2 separate regions of the Homo sapiens genome follow, and region 1 is linked to region 2. A link is a loop called in an ENCODE intact Hi-C map of the cell type or tissue named here. Cell type or tissue: adrenal gland. All regions are shown on one strand. Each heading gives the region's core, and the rest is flanking DNA. Links, peaks and the distances in the headings are about the cores only.

Region 1 (2,894 bases), core at 124-2,623, 79 kb before region 2:
CAGGCGTTTGCTTACCTCCATTAGATGTTTCCACGTGGTTGCTCCAATCCACTCTCCCATCAGCAGGGTATGAGAGCCCAGCTGGTTGTTCCACAGTCTCATCAGCACTTGGCGTTGCTATTTTAGCCATCCAGTGGCTGTGATATGGAATCGAATGTCACTATTTGCAGTTCCCTGATGCTAAGTACCCTTTCGTGTGTGGATTGACTGTCTGGATCTCTCCTTTTGTGAAATATCTTTTCAAGTCTTTTGTCAATTTTTAACTGAGCTATCTATATTTTTCTTGTTGTAGGGGTCTTCATATTTTCTGGTCCTGAGTCGTTTACTGAACAAAAGGCAACTTTTTTGTGAGTCATCTTTTTACTCTTAATGGTGTCTTTTGAAGTTCATTTTAATAAAGTTCAATGTTTTCCTATTTCTTTTCCGTTTAGTATTTGACAGTATTTTGATATTGTTATCAAAATATACACAGCCAGTCCCCTCGTGCGTTATCCTCTGCTCCAGGGGGCTCTCAAGGGGATGAGATGCAGAGAAGGGGAGAAAACTGGAACCCCAAGTTCCCTGATTAATAAATAGGGACCAGCGCGAATCCTTACCACAGCAGGGGGCGAGGCATTGGAAGCCTGGGAAGGGAGACTAGACTCCCCTGCCCAGAGGCCCGGGCAGTAAGCAGGGAATGGAAGCAGAGGCGTGGGTCATGGGTGCTGCCCCACTGAAGCCCATGGTCCTGCCCCCTACAGTCAAGGGCTGACCAAGTCTCACCCTCAAGTCAAGCAAGTAGGCCACTCCCATTGCAGGGGGATCCAGGAAGGTCCCTGAAGAGTCCTCTGCTGTCCTTCCCTTCTGGTGACCACACCTGCGTCCACAAGAGGAGTGGCTGCCCCTGAGAGGGGACAGCAGCGCCCAGTGTCCCTCCTCGCCTCCGCGCGGCTGCTGTCCCTGTCCTTCCCTTCTGTGCCTGGCTGGAATCACGAACATGGAAGGCCCGTCTGCCTTTTCCGCTTCAGACTGCAACAGGGCTTTGCTCCAAAGTGCTGGGAAACGGCAGTTCCACTACTAGACAGGTCTGCACCCCAGAGAAATGTGTGTGCGCGTGCACCAAAAACACACGAGAACGCTCACAGCAACCTTATCCCTTCTAGCCCCAGACGAGTGCCCATCAACAGCAGAAGGGGTAGATAAAGCGGGGCTCACCCTCGCAGTGACCTGAACACGGCAGCGAGAGCACACTGCGTGGATGACACACAGCGCCGCGTGGAAGACGCTAAGCTCCGGGAGCCCGCGGTGTGATCCCCTCGCCCCAAAGCGGCGCAAGGGCCCCAGGCGCCAGGCCCTGCGGGGCCCGGGCAGCGCGCGACGCGCTGTCTCTCCACCTGGGGACGGCTGTCCGGCGAAGCCAGTAAAGCTCAGTAAGCTGTAGCTCAGGGGGCACGTCAGGACGCGCACTCCACGCCAAAAAGTTAAAAGAGGTCTGCGCCAGGGAGGCGCGCGGGCGGGAGACCTCGACTCTCAAAGCGCCTCCTCCAGGCTCTCCGCCGCGTCCTCTGGGGCTGGGGCGGAATCCTCGCATCCCCGCCGGGTCTCCCTCCAGGCCGCCGGGCTCCGAGCGGAAGGGCCGCTTCCATGGAGACGGCTTTTTTGAGCTCGGACAAAGCACTCTGGCTGCGGCGAAGGGCCGCGGCCGCCGGGCGGCGCCTTCCGAGGGCGCAGGGCGGACGCGGAGGCCCGAGAAGGCGCGGGGAGGGTGGGGAGGGTGGGGAGGCGAGAGGCCGGGCCTCCGCGTTCCCGTTCGCTGCGGGACAAAGCTCCCTGTCCTGTCCCTTCCTGGGGGCGCCCCTGCCGTGAGAAGCAGAGCCGGCGGTGGGGCCCAGCCCCTCCCAAGGGCGACTCCCCCACCCTCCACAGGCCGGGGCCTGAAGCCGTCACAGCGGGGTTCGCTGCTTCCCATTCAGGCTGTGATGGCCCGAGGCTCGGCGTGGTCTCGCTCTCTTCTCAATTAATCCATTTTAGGGGGACAGGCAATACATTTACATGGTTCAAACACAAAAATGATGGAAAAGTTAGCTTTGAAATACTTGCTTTCCCCCAGCCCTATCGACCCTGTTCTTCGGTGCCCCCTAAAGGCACCTTCTGCTCTTTATCTATCACAGGCTTATGCCAAATGCCAGCAAAAGAATGCAGCAGGGCCACTCCGCTTCTTTGTCACAGCAACCGGAGCCTAGGCTGCCCTTGTTGTGTACCCCTCCCCGCCTCCCTCCTTCCTTCCCTTCCTCCCGCCTTCTTGCTTTCCCTCCCTCCTCTCCTCCTTCCCTCCTTCCTTCCTTCTTCCTTCTCTCCCTCTTTCTTTCCTCCCTTCCTCATTCCTTCCTCCCTTCCTTCCCTCTTTCCTTCCTTCCTTCCTCCCTTCCTTCGTTCCTTCCTTCCCTCTCTCCTCCTCCCTCCCTCCTTCTTTCCTCCCTTCCTCCTTCCTTCTTTACTTCCTTCTTCCTTCCCTCCTTCCATCTTCCCTTCCTCCTTCCCTTCCACCCTTCCTCCTTCCTTCCCTCCTTCCATCTTCCCTTCCTCCTTCCCTTCCTCCCTCCCTTCCTCCCTTCCTTTCTTCTTCCTTCCTCCCTCCTTCTTCTCTCCTTCCTTCTTTCTTCCTTCCCTTCTCCCTCCTTTCCTTCCCTCCTTTCCTTCCTTCCTTCCTTCCGTCCTTCCTTCCTTCTTCACTCCCTCCCTTCCTCCCTTCCCCCTCTCCTTCCTTCCTCAGTCCCAGAGCCCTTTCCATAGGCCTGCACAGAGCTTTTTCATTCTTTCTGACATCCGCCTCAAGTGCTCCAAGGTGTACCCATGATCTTTTCAACGGACACCCTGTGGATAGGAACTTGGGCTGTGTGCTTGCCATTTTGTGC
Region 2 (2,894 bases), core at 90-2,589:
CAAGGTGAGGGAGCCTGCACGGATGGCACACTCAGGGCAGGAACAGGGTGGGGACCTTGGGGTGTAGACACACAAACAGCCCTCTCCCAGGGCCCTGTCTTCCCTTCCTGTGTAAACCCTCCCAGGGTTGTCCTTTGGCCATGCTTCTCCTCCACACCTGCTCATGTGGACAGGGGCCGCCTCACTGGGGCCCCAGGAGGAGGCCAGGGAAGCAGGCAGGGGTATCTGTGTGCAACTGGCTTAGGGAGAACTTGTCATGGCTCTGCTTCCACTATAGGTCATCTGCCAGGTATCCCTGGCCCAAGTCACCGACGTCGACAAGGCAGTGGCCGCAGCCAAGGATGCCTTTGAGAATGGACGGTGGGGGAAGATCAGTGCGCGGGACCGGGGCCGGCTGATGTACAGGTGGGAGCCCAACATGTACCTGCCAGCCACTGCCACCATCAGCTTCTGGGCAGTGGCACGGGGGGGACTTCTGTGGAGGCCCTTTTACCTGCCAGGAGGAGCTGGGTCCTGGGGAGGCTATGGGACCGAGGCCATCAGATGGGCCAGGCTGGGGCTCCTTGCCTGAGGCTCAGAAAAGGCTTCTCAGAGGAAGGGATATGAGAAACAGGAGACATTTCAGCAGAGTGGGCTCAGGGGAGGTGCCTGGTGGAGGTGAGGAGGTGCGGAAGCCAAGGGATGCTTCCAAAGTGGGCGCAGGCTGGGCCTCCCAGGCAGACAAAGCACTTCCCTCACCAGCCTGGGCTGGAGGGGACTTAGCTCCTGCACGCAGAAGACAGCAAGGGCCAGAGAAGGGCTGGCCTGGTCTCTGCTTGCTCAGCCAGGCTCTGACTACTGGAATCTATAGGTTTCACATTTTCTATTAAAAAAAAAAAAAAAATTTAAGCCAGGGAGAAAGGGGCCTTCTCTCCTTAGTTCCAGTTCAGACGTCTTAGGCAAGGACTTATGATGACTTTAGCTTATGACCTTAGAGTGAGAGGAAGGCCTGGAAGAGAGGTGCTGTGCCCCTGGAACCACAGGGCCTGGCGGGAAGGAGCAGTCACCCTCACAGAGGTGGAGTGATGTTCCTGGGAGAAGAGAGGGTGCGGCCAGATGAGCCGAGAACACAGGTGTCTTGGGGCCTGGCTCTTTCGCTGGGGTCCTGGGAACGTCTAGGGGTGCGAAGCCAAGTTATGGCGTGGTCCCAACGAAGCTCCTCACCTGGCAGGAGAGACCCTGCCTTGGCCTTGCGGTCAGAATGGCTTCTGTTTCTGTTATACTCCAGAGGCCAGAAAAGCCGGGGCAGCCCAGCAGCAGGAAACTAGAGAGAGGGGTTGCAAGAGCATGGTCTGCAAAACCGAATGGAGATTAGGGTTGGGGCAGGGAGGGCTGTGGGGGTCGGGCATGCCCAGCCTTTCATAGGTTCCAGTCCCCTTCGCAAGCCCCTCAATTCTAGAAAGGCACTGGCCACGCCAAGTGGTCCCTAGAGTTCCTGGAGGTCAGGAAGAGCTGTGAAACAAGCACGACAGGTGGCGGGAGAACCTCTGGCCTGGGCCCTGCGTGCGCGTTTGGTGGACCGCACAACCAACAGCGTGCGTGGGGTCCCTCCCTTGGCCTCTGCTGCCATCTGGTGGCTTGTATCATAACAGATTCTACTCACCCATAATGACAGTGAGGGGGGCACCCTGGGCAGCTGTAAGTGGACCCCTTCCTGTCCTATGCAAACTCTCAGGCCCCGTGAAGACCTGGGAGTGCCCATTACTGGTTCTGCCTCAGCTCAGCACAGCAGAGGCTGGGTCTAGGTGTCCCGGAGGGGGCAGTTCAGGAGCTCCCAGATAAATGGCTGCAGAGCACCCTGTCAGGGTGGCGGGACCACCGTGGGTGTTAGGGAACACGAAATTCACTGCAGGAATCAGACATTACACAATTGTGGAAGCTAGGAAGAAGGATCCAGAGGGAGAGTTAGACAAGGTTCCTAGGCAGTCCCCTGAACTCCTGGTAGACAGGATAGAACCTCCAGGGAGTAGGAGCAGCCGTATCCAGCTGCCAAGTGGGGCCACAAAGAGGAGCTCCTGGGAAAGACCGTGGGGGAGCTGCTGGCTCTGCCCAGATACCACTGTGGTCCACGGCTGAGAATCTGACGGTGGTCCAGGCTGCTGGTGGTCAGTAGGGCCGGCCGAGCCTGCTGGGCACCCCTGCATCTGCCCTGCAGACCTTCAGAGGGAGATGGCAGCAGCTTCACTTCTCCTGCACTGCTACCCTGGCACCCAGGGACTGGGCTCTGGGGAGCATGGGTGCCAGGGTGTGAATTCAGCAGCCTAACTGAATTAACAATAGAATAGTCCTGCAAGGCAGCCTCTCAGAGCTTCCCGAATAGTGCACTCGGGTGATGGATACTTTAGAAAGTGTGTCCTGGGAACTGGATTGATGACACAGCCATGTCACACACAGGTGGAATTATCTAGAAATGTGGGGGATTCAAAGGATTGGGGCTGATGAAGGAGAAGGATGTGAGCAGGGGAGGCATGGCACACCACAAGCTTTAGTGGGCTGCAGGTTGGGTAGGGTTGCAGGAGACGAGCAGTGAGACTGTCCCAAGGCTGCCGTGTGGGCTTCCATGTCCAGGTGACAACACACAGTGATGCAGTGGGAGCCTCTGGGTCTGAGGGCTGCCAAGGGCAGTAGCAGCTTTCACCTTATCACCCCAAGGCCCTGTTTTATCAATGGGCAACAACTGCTGGTTGAGGTTCCTCTGGGTATGCAAAGCAGCGGGCCCTAAGTGGCTAAAAACGTACCTGTTTGGGCTACTTTAAGCCTAACTGGGAGTGGGAAAATTTGAGTTTGGTGCCAGCAGGCTTTGGAGCAAATGGGTCTCATTTATATAACAAAGAGGCAGCTCCTGTCTTCGCAGC

Evidence for each region. Peaks named below come from ENCODE experiments on the same cell type or tissue, not always from the same donor. Only the 100,000 strongest peaks of a DNase experiment are listed, where the experiment ranks them.
Region 1: it touches region 2 in a loop (2.4-fold over the local background); 30 of 110 quality-filtered maps call a loop at or near these places.

The regions. Positions count from the first base shown.
Region 1 is chr3:126,211,983-126,214,876 of GRCh38, reverse strand. It overlaps LOC124909426 (a long non-coding RNA gene), which reads right to left and starts at 1,845. Exons shown (of 3, transcript XR_007096060.1): 1 at 1-1,845. RefSeq lists an enhancer at 858-1,370. In adrenal gland, for the core only: CTCF peaks have their summits at 1,452 and 1,652; DNase peaks (open chromatin) are centred at 1,186 and 1,406; H3K4me3 peaks cover 1,644 bases; H3K27ac peaks cover 1,494 bases.
Region 2 is chr3:126,133,046-126,135,939 of GRCh38, reverse strand. It overlaps ALDH1L1 (aldehyde dehydrogenase 1 family member L1), which reads left to right. Exons shown (of 23, transcript NM_012190.4): 12 at 278-405. Among named protein-coding and RNA genes, the nearest start is that of ALDH1L1-AS2, 46 kb to the left of the region's middle. RefSeq lists a silencer at 1,608-1,687. In adrenal gland, for the core only: CTCF peaks have their summits at 1,425 and 1,626 (motif pointing left); a DNase peak (open chromatin) is centred at 1,609.